2 separate regions of the Homo sapiens genome follow, and region 2 is linked to region 1. The links are chromatin loops, found by intact Hi-C in ENCODE. Cell type or tissue: A673. All regions are shown on one strand.

Region 1 (8,000 bases):
CATGGTGAACTGCACTACTGCACTTGTGTGGCCCACATGACTTTATATCTTTGTACAGAGCATTTCCAGCATCATATCATCCATGCTGACTGTGCCGATGATGGGCCTGAAGAACAGTTCAGCAATGACATTGGCATTGATGAATCTCAGCAGGAAAAGGGTACTATTAAGTTCGATGAATCTGTCATGGGGCCCTTGGTGCGTCATCCTGGTGTGTTCACTGAGTATTTGCTGAGTTCCCCACTGGAGTCCCTGAATGTACTTCACGCACTGCAGGCCCGGCACGTCTGGAGGGAGAAAAATCTCTTTGTTATAAAACAGCTCACCACAGAGTCCTTTGCTAGCTTTTTAAAAATAGCCATTTCTGTTTCATCCCAATTAAACAAGACCCAAAGCTTCCCGGTTAAAAGGGTAAAAGGCCAAACCAGTCTACGTTTTCAGAAGCAACGTGTCCAAGAATGAAACATCATGTGATCTTACTTAATATTTACTATGTTTCTATGCACACGTTTGCAAATACACTGGCCATGAGCCAACAAACGCACACAATTTAATATGACAGTAGAATACGGTTTAATGAATCATCACTCCAGTTCACTTTCTATGCAAATATGAAGAAGTTCATGATATTTCAAGAGGTGGGCACTTTACCTATGAGAAACAAGCCATGATAAACAAGAAGTGTTGCCATGAGACAAATGTTTTTACCATTCTTCTTTGAACTTTCCATCATTACACTGATCGTTCAGCCAATGGTGGTAAACTTCACAGCCACAAACTTTGACGCACAGTTTCATTTTACCTATTTGCCTGCAGGCCAATATTAGTCTAGAGGCCCGAATAATTTGAAAGCTAACACTGGCCACTTAGCTCATTGCACCATGATTTCTGTATTGGGGAAGATTTTGAAAAAAATAAAAGAATGATTCTAATGAGTGTTCAAAAAGGCTCTTTTCAAAAATATTAAAGTAAGAAGTTTTTGAAAATTCTTATAGTCATTAAAAGTTTAAAAAGTAAACATGAAAACATCACGAATTGTACCATGATTCAAGAATAACTTTTGTAATAGAAAACACATGACCTTTTGCAGTATAGTGTGATACCGAAGTAAAAGTGAAAGAAATAAATGCAGGAAAGTTTAAGTGGATGTAAGTTTTTATAAGGAAAGTAATAAGAGGAGGCTGCTTTTGAAGGTCCTTTGATCTTCCATGATGATAATATCGTTGCAAAGTTCTTTAACTTGTATTCAAGTAATTAGCAGTTGACCACTTGGTTTAAATGATGTTAATGATGATTGCAATCATTTTCCTTCCCTTTTCCTAAAAAATTCAACAGAAAAGTATTTTAAAAGCACCATGCCAATCATCACAGAGCAGCAGAACCAGTGTTCTTTAAAAAAATAATAATGGTAATAAGCGAGAGGCACTCCTATTATGGGCGAATATCAAATCTCATAAATAAGAACAAAAATAAAGCAACCATTTTAATCCATATTCCAGTTCTGATTACTCTAGTCCACACATTATCATCCCCTTCTATCTACAGCTTGAGATCCAGGCTTAAGACCCAATTTTGTTGTGTTTGAATTCCATCGATGAAAGTAGGAAGAGGCTTGCATGAAACTCCACCAGAAATCTGAAGCTTCTCTAGGTCTAGATTCATGGCTTGTGAAAACTTCATCTTGTGTATGCCACATTACTTTTCTCTGTGTTCACAATATACCCCTCCACCTTCTCCCCACCCAAGTGGTTCCCCCCCACACAGAGACACACAAACTGGCCTTCAAAATAAGGTCAGGGAAGAGAAAATGCAAATGGACTCCACAGTTTTATATCTCCTTAAGTTTGAACCTATATATATAATGTATTTAAATTTATATATGGGACATACAAAGGATAAACAGCAAAGAGAGGCCACACTCTTAATAGGCATTACCTTTCTCCCAAATATAGGTACATTTGTGTTTCAAACACACTCAGCTTAGCTGGTTAAACTCATATTGAGAGAGGATTAGGAAAAGTCAATCAAGAATAAGGAAGAATGTGTGTGTGTGTGTGTGTGTGTGTGTGTGTGTGTGTGTTAAAAGTATATAAAACAGAGTCAAGGGAAACTGTTGATACTGAAACTAATGGAATGTAAATTTCTGGAAGCTGAGCCCCTCTCACCTTTATATCCCAACAGGACGAGGAACATAGTGGATGATTAGTAACACTGGCTGAAGGAATAAGAAGACTGTTTTCCAAATAATCTTAAGAATCATCTGCGACACTTATTATGAATGCAGATTTGCAGACCCTGGGCCAGAGCTACTGAATCAGAATATATAAGGCAGGAGCCTAGAAAGACTTTTATCTACTCCCTCCCACCCCCAACCACACACACACAAGTACTTCTTATGCACAGGCAAGTTTGGAAAACAATGGTATAAGCAAAAAGGTAACATATAATAGACACTGGGGTGAGCTGAGGTCTCTACGTCATGAAACGTGAGGTTTGAACAAATTATTATCCCACCAAATACTGATCTATGCACCCTCAAAAATGCTAGGCAGGGGGCAGGGACTTAATCAGAGATTCCAGCACCAGGGAAAAAAGATACAAAAGGAGCATTATAAAAACTATCCCAACTCAAGTTGCCTGGAAAATTTTGTTCCCACTTCAATCATTTTGAAAGGACGCTGGTTGAAGATGATTCTAATAGTGAGAAACACCCAAGACAAGGTGCCTGGCTGTCCAGGGAGACGTTCCTCCAGTGATTTGGTTGCACTCTGTGGGACAGTGTGTCCAGCACCCAACAGACAACCTGAAAGTTTAGTGCAGCCAATATCCCACTGGGCCCAGAAGACAGGACCCTCAGGTGCCACAACACACCAACCATTTACTTGGGACCTTGGGACACATCTACCTACTCAGTAAAATGGGGTGGGGGGAGGCTACAGAGCAAAGGGGGTTGATTAGCAGGTCTCTAAAGTCTCTTTGAATTCTAAAATACAGTGCTCCTGCTCTCAGTCCCTAATGTGTCTTTTTTCCCTATCCCTTTGCCAACCTGATATTATTCACAGAGATTTGGAGGAAGGGATAGTCCAGATGCTTAGGACCATACAAATAACCATTCAGAGGCAGGCCCATGAAACACTACATCTAGTGTCTTGTGTGTCCCTAGGGAATAGTCTCTCTATGGGACCCTTTAACAAATGTTTCCTTTTTTGCTAGCCTTAATAGATTTCCTCCCCCCAAAAAAGGTTCTAGTAAATTTCAGAATGGGGTTTCAGAAATCGATGTTGCAGAATCTTCAGTGAGCAAAAACTTTTTTTAGAAAAAGATATGCTCTGGACTTAAAAGAAAGCTAAAGAAGAAAGAATAACCATTTCCCATGAAGGCACAAACTTTTCTATGGTAAGAAATGTGTAGAGAGCCAAGTACAAACCTAAACAAACAACTCCCCTCCTCTTGGCTGAGTTTCTGATAGCAGCCCACCCAGCAGAAGTGGTTCCTGGAGCTCCCCACCCCAACTCTGCTGAGTTAGTCACGATTTCTTCACCTTTGCCCCGACACTCTCCTGATCACTGAAAACTCGTTACTGCCCGCGCCCCTAGATAGGCACTGCCCGATGCTTTTGTGAGCTGGGAAAAGCCGGCGCCTAAGGCCAGTACCCTTACCCGGGTTAAAGAGCACGGTCCCCTTGAGGTAGGCGTACTCCTTGGTACTGATGTTCAGACTCCAGCATTTGGAAAGAAAGCACTTGATGGCTTGGACCTGGGAGGCGGAGGGCACCTTCCTGGCCTCCGCCGGCGGTGCCAAATGGTGCTGCAGCGTGGGCACGGGCAGTGGCTCGTTGCCCCCGGTCTCCCGCCGCCTGGTGGTGAGGATCTTCTGCAGCATGCTGGGCTCCGAGACTTCCACAGTCTCGAACTGCAAGCGGTCCTGGGCCAGCTCAAGCATGAGCAGGGACGCCCAGCAGTTGCGCACCAGCACCAGCTGCTGGTCCAGGGGCAGCACCTGGAAGCAGGGCAAGTACTTGACGAAGCGCAGCGTCTTCAACAGGCCCGCTGAGGCTGCCTCGCAGACCACCTGTGGACTCTTGAGCGCCACCGGCCGCAGCGCACCAGAGGAGGTGTCCCACCAGGGGGCCCTCGGCCGCTCCTCCGGAGCCGCCTGCGCTTGATTTGTGCTCGTGGGCACGCAGTAGAGGGTGCTGCCCTGCTGCGGGTGGTCTTCACCGCAAAAGCAGCAGCGGTACAGAAGCGCCGTGGCCCGCCCGCCTGGTAGCGCCTCTTTACCCCCTGGCCTCTGCGCGAAGTAGGAGCGGTCCCACCACGCGCCCCCTGGCCGTGCCTCGGGCGCTGCCGGAGCCACGTGCGTTTGCTTTGAGCTAGTGAGCAAGCTGTAGAGGATGCTGCCCTGCCGCGGGTGGTCTTCACCACAAAAGCAGCAGCGGTACAGGAGTGCCACGGGCCGCCCACCCGGAAGCCCCGCTCTGCCCACCCCGGGATCAGAGCCGCACGAACAGCCCCAGCACGGACCCAGCGTCGCCTCGGGCGCCTTCGGTGCCGCGTACGTTTGCTTTGCGCTCGTCAGCATGCTGTAGAGGATGCTGCCCTGCCGTGGGTGGTCTTTACCGCAAAAGCAGCAGCGGTACAGGAGCGCCACGTTCCGCCCGCCCAGCAGCCCCTCTCTGCCCACCCCGGGCTCATCGCCGCACGAACAGCCCCAGCACTGATCCACCAGCCGCGTCTCTGGAGCCTCAGGAGCCGCGCGCGTTTGCTTCGCGCTCATAAGCATGTTGTAGAGGATGCTGCCCTGCCACTGGTGGTTCTCGCCCGCCATGGCCCGCGGCGCCCGTAGCCCAGTTCTGCCCAGTGGCTGCCTCCTGGGACCTATTTATACCTAGCGCGCACGCAGGCGCGTCGGCCGCCTCGGTCTGGGCAAGGGCGCGGAGGCGGGCGGTGTGTGCGGGGGGGCGCGGTGCTGCGCTCCGGTGTGTTCGCCCATGACCTCGGTGGTTCGAAGGGGCGGGTGCTCTTTAAAAGCTGGAAATGGAAGAACAGCAGCGTGGGAGCTCCTGGACACTTTCCTCCTTCCTCTCATTACCCCTTTCCCTGTCTCAGGAAGACCGGAGGAGAGCGAGCGCCTGGATGCTGTTGCAACTCTTTCCATTGAACCCTCGCATCTAATTTGTTCCCTTTATTGGGAGGGCAGGGGAAAAGAGGAAACATCTACTTCTATGCTCTTTGTAAACTTTCATTAAATTATCACAGTTTGTGTGACTTATATTTGTATATGGATAGGGAGGTCTCATTTTCTGAGACCTTGAAAAATACAGAACATAGACAAGCATCATATGGGAACTCGGTGGAAATGCCCAATCTCAGGCTCCAACCAGACTTTCTAACTCTGAATCTGCATTTTAACGGTGTCCCCAGGGATTCACATGCACCTAGACGTTTGAAAAGCACTGCTCTAAATATGCTATCATAAGCGCTCAGTTTAATGCCATCAGTATTTATAAGCGCCCACTATGTCCTGGATGCTGTGTTAAGAGAGCTGGGGGCAGCGAGCAGGATGTAAAAGTGCCTAAAACTTAGGAATATAATAATTACGAGGGGATAATATTGTTACAGTGAGAATTGTTTTCATTTTAGTATATATTTTTTTTTCTTTTAACTTTTAGGTTCAGGAGTACATGTGCGGGTTTGTTATATAAGTGAATTGCTTGTCGTGGGGGTTTGGTGTACAGATTATTTCATCACCCAGGTAATAGTATCCAATAGGTATTTTTTCTCATTCTCTCCCTCTTCCCACCCTCCACCTTCAAGTAGGTTCCAGTGTCTGTTGTTCCCCTCCTAGTGTCCAGGTGATCTCTTTATTTAGCTCCCACTTGCAAGTGAGAACATGTGATATTTGGTTTTCTGTTCCTGCATTACTTTGCTAAGCATGATGGCCGCCAGCTCTCATTCTTTTTCATGGCCGCAGTGAGAAATTTTGATCCTTGTAAAAGTATTCCATTGGTAAGTGTGTAATTAGTATTTCTTTTCCCACCCTTCCTAAGTGAATAATGATAAATAGAAGCATCAGGAAGCCTGGATCCATTAGTCTTCACTTGCCACACAGCTGTGAAGACATGGGGCAGGGAAGGGTGTTGGTATATACCAGCTGATACAGAATCATTTTTACTTTTTCCCTCCCTCCCATCCTCCCTCTTTCTTTTTTTGCTGTTTCTTTTCCTTCCTTCCTTCCTTCCTTCCTTCCTTCCTTCCTTCCTTCCTTTCCTTCCTTCCTTCCTTCCTTCCTTCCTTTCCTTCCTTCCTTCCTTCCTTCCTTCCTCCCTCCCTCCCTCCCTCCCTCCCTCTCTCACTCCTTCTCTCTCTCTCTTTCTTTCTCTTTTTCTTCTTCTCCAGGACCTGGAATTCTCAGCATAAGAGGAAAACCTAGGAGACCCCCATTTTGCTTGCAGCGTTAAATTTCATTCTGCCTGTGAGAGGCCCTAAATAGCACAGTGGTTAAATCCCTGGAACTAGCACTAGATTGCCTCAGTTTTAATCCTGGCCCTGCCACTTTGTAGCATCATAACCTTGGGCAATGTGTTAGTTTCTTTGTCGCTGCTTTACTTACCACAAATGTAGTGGCTTAAGTCAACACAAACAACACGAATTTTTTATGTTATAATTCTGGAAGCCAGAAGTCTGAAATCAGTTTCACTGAGCTAAAGTCAAGGTGACATTTCTTCTGGAAGTTCTAGGACAGAATCTATTTCCTTGCTTATTCTAGCTTCTTGAAGCTGCCTAAGCTCCTTAATATCTGATCACATAACTCTGGCCTCTGCTTCCATCTCCTTCTCTGATTCTTGTAAGAATCTTTGTGACTATAATGGACCCACTCAGATAATCCAAGATAATATCTCTATCCAAAAATTCTTAACTTGATCACATATGCAAAGGCCTTTTCATTCTATAAGTTAACAAATGCACAGGTTCTAAAGGTTAGGACATGGACATCTTTGGACACTATTCAGCCTATCACAGGAAAGTTACTTAAGCTGTTTGTGCCTCAGTTTCTTCATTTGTCAAACATGCACAACAGCGTCTGTGAGGTAATCTTTATACATGAGTTAATTTGTGTAAAGTGTTTATAATAATGTTTGTTATGTGTCAAGTGGTGGATGTATCAACCATTTTAGGACAACGCAGAATAACTTCAGAGTTAGGAGGTGTTCCTGTACCAGCACTGCCACAGTTCTGTCTCTCCTAGGGAAGCCTCACACACACACAATTTCCACCCAGAAGATTTTATCCTACTTTCTTTGTGTGTCCACATTTCTTGGCCCAGACTCTAAACACTGGATGGGTCACCTGGTTCACACAATTGTGTGTTGGCAATATTGTTTCATGGGCTATTTCATTATTTGCCATTTCCAGTATTCAAGCTACTGTTTGGGGTATCGTCGTTACTGCTTTAGCAGTATTGTGGCAGTCTTCACTCGCCATACAGCCTCATCCCTCAAGTGCCACACAGGCACTGAGATCAGTGGCTTAATGAACCCACCAACCAGCCTAGCTGAAAAACCCAGCCGACCTTTGTCCCTACCTTATGTTGCCAGAGCTAGTCACGATTTCCTTTTCCTCCCAACACCTGACATGATTTATTTAGTTGTTCGATGCTTACTGATTGTGTCTCCTCCACTAATACAAAAGTCCTTTGAGGGCAAGGAATCTGTCACTCTGTATTGTGTCCCAGCAATTAGAATGATTTCTGACACGTAGTAGGTGCTCAAAAAATACATTTGTTGGCAAACTGTACCTTGAGGGAGAGAGAAGGCTACGGCTCCTACTGCCAATGGGCAGGCCGAGCACTCCCACCCAGCTATCGCTGCGCTGACCCTGGAAGGAGGACAATGTAGTAGGCCTTGTTAGACTCAGCATTTTCTGGAGGCCTGTTTTGCTACTCAGAGTGCTACAAGGACTGTGGTAAAGTAACAGGAAAAGTGGGTTAACAGTCAAAAG
Region 2 (8,000 bases), 180 kb after region 1:
CTGGACAATCAACAGAGGAATTTATTTCTGATAGCTGTTTCCCAACATGTTCGGAAATCAAATACAAAAACTGAGATCCACACAACAGGCTAGTTCCCTTTTATAATTGCAAATACTTATTGAGCACTTAACATGTACCAGGCACTGTGCTAAGCACTTTACATAGAATATCATGTTAATCCTTACAGCAACCCTACATGGTAGGTACTATTTTACTACCATTCTGCAGATGAGAAAACTTAAACACAGAGCAGTTAAGTAACTTGCTCCAAGTCACACAGCATTAAAATACAGCAGGTCAATTTGTTTGTAAATGACAGATCTGGGATTGGAATGAAGGTGTTTGTGGTGATTAATGGTTGAAAGCAGGCCATTTCCATTTCCATTGCAATTTGTTACCCACTAGTAGCTCCTAGTATAAATGTATTCTCCAGGATCTATAATGTAGATTTATATTAACAAATAATTATTGTGGTGAATGTTTGCATGTTAAAAATGGTAGGCTGAACTTCCTGTTGGGTACTTTTCAGTTTCAAACATGTACTTCTGCAAATCAATAATCCTTCTTCTCTTTCTATTCTTCATTTTTCCTTAGGGGACATGGTCAGTTGCTTGGGCATATTACTATAAATGAAAGAATTGGTCAGAGACACCTTCAAAATGCAACTCTTTAATTTTTTTTAAAAATTGTTCCTCAAAGGGCAAATGAGGACTACTCTAAAATTACATCCTCAGGTCAGGAAATAAACACAAATCATCCAAGCTAGTTTAAAAATTGTCATGAAAGGAAGAAGCCAAGAATTAATTATGTTAAATTTAATGAAGTTTATCAAGCATTTATGCCAACAGCAGTAGGGAGTAAATGCAGAGTCCATTAAAACTGATTCTGTATTTTGGGGACTTTCTATTACAACATAAGCTTTATAAGGGGCCAAGGCTTGTCTGGTTTTTTTTTTTTTAATTTTTTTTATTTTACTTTAAGTTCTGGGGTACATGTGTAGAACGTGCAGGTTTGTTACATAGGTATACACATGCCATGGTGGTTTGCTGCACCCATCAACCTGTCACCTGCATTAGGTATTTCTCCTAATGCTATCCCTCCCCTAGTCCCCCACCCCCTGACAGGCCCCGGTGTGTGATGTTTCCCTCCCAGTCCATGTGTTCTCATTGTTCAACTCCCACTTATAAGTGAGAACATGCGGTGTTTGGTTTTCTGTTCTTGTGATAGTTTGCTGAGAATGATGGTTTCCAGCTTCATCCATGTCCCTGCAAAGGACATGAACTCATCCTTTTTTATGGCTGCATAGTATTCCATGGCGTATATGTGCCACATTTTCTTTATCCAGTCTATCATTGATGGACATCTGGGTCGGTTCCAAGTCTTTGCTATTGTGAATAGTGCTGCAATAAACACGCGTGTGCATGTGTCTTTATAGAATGATTTATAATCCTTTGGGTATATACCCAGTAATCAGATTGCTGGGTCAAATGGTATTTCTAGTTCTAGATCCTCGAGGAATTGCCACACTGTCTTCCACAATGGTTGAACTAATTTACACTCCCACCAACAGTGTAAAAGTGTTCCTATTTCTCCACATCCTCTCCAGCATCTATTGTTTCCTGACTTTTCAATGATCTCCATTCTATCTCGCACGAGATCGTATCTCATTGTGGTTTTGGTTTGCATTTCTCTAATGACCAGTGATGATGAGTATTTTTTCATACGTCTGTTGGCTGCATAAATGTCTTCTTTTAAGAAGTGTCTGTTCATATCCTTTGCCCAATTTTTGATGGGGTTGTTTCTCATAAATTTTAAGTTCTTTGTAGATTCTGGATATTAGACCTTTGTCAAATGGATAGATTGCAAAAATCTTCTCCCATCCTGTAGGTTGCCTGTTCATTCTGATGATAGTTTCTTTTTTTTTTTTTTTTTGAGATGGAGTCTCGCTCTGTCACCCAGTCTGGAGTGCAATGACGTGATCTCAGCTCACTGCAACCTCCGCCTCCCGGGTTCACGCCATTCTCCTGGCTCAGCCTCCTGAGTAGCTGGGACTACAGGCGCCCGCCACCACGCCCGGCTAATTTTTTGTATTTTTAGTAGAGACAGGGTTTCACCGTGTTACCCATGTTGGTCTTGATCTCCTGACCTCGTGATCCACCCGTCTTGGCTTCCCAAAGTGCTGGGATTACAGGCGTGAGCCACCGTGCCCGGCCTCTGATGATAGTTTCTTTCGCTGTGCAGAAGCTCGTTAGTTTAATTAGGTCCCATTTGTCAATTTTGGCTTTTGTTGCCATTGCTTTTGCTGATTTAGACATGAAGTCTTTGCCCATGCCTATGTCCTGAATGATATTGCCCAGTTTTTCTTCTAGGATTTTTGTGGTTTTAGGTCTTACGTTTAAGTCTTTAATCCACCTTGAGTTGATTTTTGTATAAGGTATAAGGAAGGGATCTAGTTTCAGTTTTCTGCATATGGCTAGCCAGTTTTCCCAACAGCATTTATTAAATAGGGAATCTTTTCCCCATTGCTTGTTTGTGTTAGGTTTGTCAAAGATCAGATGGTTGTAGATGTGTGGCATTATTTCTGAGGCCTCTGTTCTGTTCCATTGGTCTATATATCTGTTTTGGTACCAGTATCCTGCCATTTTGGTTACTGTAAGGCTTGTCTGTTTTATACAGTGACGTATCTCTAGCGTTTAGGATAGTGTCTGGCATATGGCAGATGTTCAGTATATATTTGATGATTTCGTTAATTCGCATCATGTATTACCATACTAAAACATGATAAACATATTGGTTGGCAGAAGATGGTGTTGATTGCATCATTTCATTGTTACTCATTATTGAATAGTATTATATGTAACAGTGATCTCCTCTAATCAATGATACCTTCACGCTTATAATTTTCTGCTTGTCTGGGACAATAAGGTGGTTATGGTATTGACAGGGGAGGAAATAAAACAGAGCATTTCTCTGACAACCCCTCCCTTCCAAAATACCTCACTGCAGCACTATTCACAGTGTGGTCAGCAGGCTGGTCCTGGGCTATGAATTCCATGTTGCCAGTCCAACAAAGAATTAGCTACAGAAACTGAGGAGTAAACAGAAACTTATATAGCAATTTTATATTGCAGCAACATCTAGGAATCCATGTTTATTGTGATTTTTCAAAATTACCAGACTTTGGTACATTAGAAATTTAAAACAAAAACCTTCTTTTATTGGCTCTTGGGGACCAGCAGGACTAACATTATAAATCAGCTGGAGCTGCTTGGAGCAATCTACGTTTCTGTGATTTGCATAGAAAGAAGGCTGTCCATCCCAAAATATAAACCACACCTCATGTCAGACCATTCTTGTAACCTAACTCCTTTGAGTACTGAAGGCTTGTGATGTTTAAGAAACCCCCTACTAAGCACAAATACCTCTAATGGAAATCTTGTTTATATCCACTAACTCTTAACACCTTAATCATCACCTCCCATGATATTAATCCTTACAGCAACCCTACATGGTAGGTACTATTTTACTACCATTCTGCAGATGAGAAAACTTAAACACAGAGCAGTTAAGTAACTTGCTTAATAAAGAGGAAAGGTGACAAGACGACTGCTACTGAAATATAATAAAGGGGAAATGTGACAAGACGATTGGTACTGAAAGTGTCTAAGAACCTTGAATCATAGTAATAGTAGCAACAGTGGCTCCCAGTGGTAGGACCTAGAAATAGGACAAAACTGCAAAATTTAAAAGCCACTGCTACTGCTCATTTCCCAGATGTTGCGGTGACCCATGATTTCTAACCATCTGAGTAGTATTTGGATACCTATTATTTTAGTTTATCCCAATGTAAAAATTTATTAGTACATCAAATTCAACCAGCAGTTTACTATGATCCGTGACTTTGTTACTTTAAAAGATCCTGTTGACATAGCAATATCTTTAACCATCTCCACTTTGTCAGTTAGATATCAACATAAAAAAATGCAGCAAAGCAAACCACCCTGACAGCGGGTGCAAAAAACAGCAATGATTTCTCCTTGTTCTCACATCTGCAGTTTGGCTGAGGGCTGGCCGATCTGGGACGACCTCAGATGGGCTTGGTGCCACGACTCAGATTGCATCCAAGTGAGCACTATATCTCTTTCATCTTTTTCTTATGGTGCAGAAGCACAAGAGGGTGAGCAGGTACACATGGTGACTCTTAAGAATTCAACTCAAAACTGGCATACTATCACTTCTCCCCACATTTCACGGGCCAAGGCAAGTGAAATGGCCAAGCCCAGAAAGAATGCTCGCAGTGGCTCACGCCTGTAATCCCAGCACTTTGGGAGGCCGAGGCGGGCAGATCACCTGAGGTCAGGAGTTCGAGACCAGCCTGGCCAACATAACAAAACCCCGTCTCTACTAAAAGTACAAAAATTAGCCAGGCGGGCGCCTATAATCCAAGCTACTGGGGAGGCTGAGGCAGGAGAATCGCTTGAACCCCGGAGGCGGAGGTTGCAGTGAGCCGAGATCACTCCACTGCACTCCAGCCTGGGTGACAAGAGTGAGACTCTGTCTCAAAAAAAAAAAAAAAAAAAAAAACAGAATGCTCCCTGTATCTTGTGAGAATGACTAAAAAGTATCAGGGAAGAGAGAATGGATATGAGCAGGGATGGAAAATTGAAAAATTTACCACATCCGTTAAAGCCTCCCCAAAACCTAGTGGGTTAAAGCAACAAACATTTATTAGGTTTATGATTATATGGTTTGAAAATTTGAGCTACACTCAGTTAAGTGGCTTTTCTGCTGGTCTCATCTGGACTCACTCATATAGTTGTAGTCATCTGGTGAGTTTGCTAGGGACAAATTGACCTAAGATGACCTCACTCCCATGCCTGGTGGTGGGTGCTAGCTGTCAGTTGGTGCTGGACTACTCGCTGGAGTGGAAAGGGTGACAGTGCCACCTATCTCCAGCAGCCTACTATTGACTTATTCACATAATGGAGGTGTCAGTCTTCTAAGACTGGCAAGAGAGAGTAAGCCTTAATGCACAAATGTGTTTCAAGCTTCTGCTTGTAGGACATTTGCTATTATCCTGTTGGCCGAAGCAAGTTGTGTCTCTGTGCCCAGATTTAGAATACACAAGAGCATGGATATAGAAAGTGTGAACAAAATGCGGTGTGTTACAGCAATAATCTACTCTACCTGGCACAGTTCTTGACACAACCAGGCACTCAGTAATATCAGTTTAAAAATTAAATAGTGATGGTTTGTTTATCATATTTTTTAATCAATTACGGACACTTAAAGTCTTCCAAACTACTATTGATGCATGATTAGTATACTGACTTCTAGCACAGTGGGGACTCTAGCGATGTGCTATCCACATCAAGTACATATCAAGGGCATACTATTCAAATTTTCAGATGCCATAATGTTTGAAAGTAATGCATTGGATGATATCATTAAAATCCAAAATATTGAGTTGGAATAAAAACGTAACATTTTAAGAGGATAAGTAGCAAATCCTACATTTAGGCACTAAAATTTCATTTTAAAAAGTTTAGGCCAGGCATGGTGGCTCATGCCTGTAATCCCAGCACTTTGGAAGGCCAAGCCAGGCGAGTTGCTTGAGCCCAGGAGTTCGAAACCAGCTTGGGCAACATGGCAAAACCCTGTTGCTACGAAAAATACCAAAAGTAGCTGGATGCAGTGGCGCTCACCTGTAGTCCCAGCTACTCGGGAGACTGAGGAAGGAGGATCGCTTGAGTTCAGGAGGTCAAGGCTGCAGTGAGCCGTGATCACAACACTGCACTCCTGCCTGGGTGACGGAATGAGACCCTGTCTCAAAAAATAAATAAGCAAATAATAAAAAGTTTAGAATGAAGGGCCACACTTGACCTCAGATCACTGGAAAAAGATGTGAAGTTTTAGATAATCACGAGATTAATTGGAGCCCACAATATAATATGTCCAATAAAAACATAAAAATGCAATGTTTATCCTACATGCACAGGTGTATAGTATCATCAAATCATGCAGTCTAATAGCACTGGTAAGAACATATCTCAACTATTTTTTGCACTTCTAGATCCTCTATGTAAAGAACTGTGACAAATTAAAAAGTGTCTCGGCTGGGTGCAGTGGCTCACGTCTGTAATCCCAGTACTCTGGGAGGCCGAGGCGGGCAGATCACCTGAGGTCGGGAGTTCGAGACCAGCCTGACCAACATGGTGAAACCCTGTCTCTACTAAAAATACAAAATTAGCCAGGTGTAGTGGTGCATGCCTGTAATCCCTGCTACTCGGGAGTCTGAGGCAGCAGAATCGCTTGAACCCGGGAGGCAGAGGTTGCAATGAGCTGAGATCACGCCATTGCACTCCAGCCTGGGCAACAAGAGTGAAACTCCATCTCAAAAAAAAAAAAAAAAAAAAAGTTACTTGAGAAAACTACAAATATTTATCCCGAAGCAAAGAAGCATGGAGAAACATGACACTGGTCTTTAAAATCTGAAGAGGTATGTCAGGTGGGAGAAAGAACAAGCAGCCTGTGATGTTCCAGCAGCTTCCTAGAACCAGCAGCTACAAAGTTATAGGGAGGCAGATATTTGCTCAGCAGAAGGCCTGACAATTAGACACATAGAAAATGGCCCTCCAAGTGTAAAGGGTGAGCTGCCCTCACTAAAAGTGTTTAAGGAGACAGTGTGGCCATCTCTCAGAGATGTTGCAGAAATTTTTCTTTTAATTTGAAATAAGGCTGATCTGGTGTCATTTAACCTCTCTACCAGATTCAAGGTTACATCTGGTGCTTTGATTCAAGGGATCAAAGTACCCATTATCAGGTACGTAGTGGACAATCAAAAATGTTTGCTGAATCATTGTCATAAATTGGCTCTTTAGGAAAAATAATGGAAGCATTGCATGAAAAAGGAAATGCAGAGTAGCATGAATATGTACTTGGTGGAATATAAACATAAAATAATAACAACCTAGAGAGCTTTCTGTTTGTCAGAGACTGTGAGTGTGTAATGATGCGTTTAGTCCTGGCCACAAATCCTACAAGGTGTGTGCTATTATTATCCCCATTTTATGGATGAAGAAACTGGGGCACAGAGAGGTTAAGAAACTTGCTGGAGGTTATGTAACTAGTGAGCAGTAGGGATTGGAGAAAGAGAGCTGTTGGGAATGTCAAAAGAAACTCTATTTTAAACTTTTATATGAGTTAGTTAGAAAAATAATGTGCAGAGTACCAAACTGAATAGAAAACAAAGTCAAGGTTATTTTCCAGTGGAAACTGAATTACTGGCAAATATTGCCAAAATGAGAGTCACAAATTCATTTCAAAGAAAGTAAAGCTAGAAATTTTCTATTTTAATTATTTTTCAGTACAAACTCTTTTGTTAGCAACTCATGTGCTTGCCCTATCATTCCAGGAAAATATATAAGTTTTTTTCTTTTTTCTCTTCTTTTAATGTAGCAATTGTTATCCTTTTATTACTGATAGAAGCAAACATTTAGTTTCAAATTGTAAAACCATTATTATCTTTCCAGTAATTAGTTCTATTTCTGTGGCTGTGGTTTGTACAATACTGCTTTTTATATCTTGAAGTACAAATAAAACTGTTTTTAGACTCTTCCTTGTGATGTTAAACACAAAGAATAAAATAAATAAGTTCTGTTCACTGTCAAGATTTATCTGTTTCAAATTTTTCTAAAGTATAAACATTATTAATGAAGCACTTAACATTAAACTTCCAACAGTCTGGTATAAAAACGACAACAATAATCTGCTAGATAAAGAGAAACATGGGAAATGTATTTTCGTGGGAGCTAGGGAGGAATTTATGCACTTTTAATGGAACTTTATAGGTTCTGGGTTCCATTATTGTGTCAGAGATATGAAGAAAGGAAAGTTGAGTAATATTTTTAATTGATTCCATAGAGTTTAGAAAATAATAGTGTAGATCTGGGGATGACTAAGAGTTAGAGTGGGTGAGAGAAAATTTTCTTATTAAATG

The links. Peaks named below come from ENCODE experiments on the same cell type or tissue, not always from the same donor. Only the 100,000 strongest peaks of a DNase experiment are listed, where the experiment ranks them.
Region 2: it touches region 1 in a loop (5-fold over the local background); 2 of 110 quality-filtered maps call a loop at or near these places.

What each region holds. Positions count from the first base shown.
Region 1 is chrX:30,304,537-30,312,536 of GRCh38, forward strand. It overlaps NR0B1 (nuclear receptor subfamily 0 group B member 1), which reads right to left and starts at 4,854. Exons shown (of 2, transcript NM_000475.5): 1 at 3,660-4,854; 2 at 1-287. The coding sequence starts at 4,827. The coding sequence ends at 43. RefSeq lists an enhancer at 4,063-4,563, promoters at 4,828-6,410, 4,828-5,147 and a cis regulatory region at 6,069-6,422. In A673, CTCF peaks have their summits at 3,885 (motif pointing left) and 4,088 (motif pointing right); DNase peaks (open chromatin) are centred at 3,895, 4,915, 6,085 and 6,455; H3K4me3 peaks cover 5,887 bases; H3K27ac peaks cover 6,662 bases.
Region 2 is chrX:30,484,613-30,492,612 of GRCh38, forward strand. No RefSeq gene overlaps it. Among named protein-coding and RNA genes, the nearest start is that of TASL, 89 kb to the right of the region's middle. In A673, CTCF peaks have their summits at 3,716 and 4,930; DNase peaks (open chromatin) are centred at 3,689 and 4,919.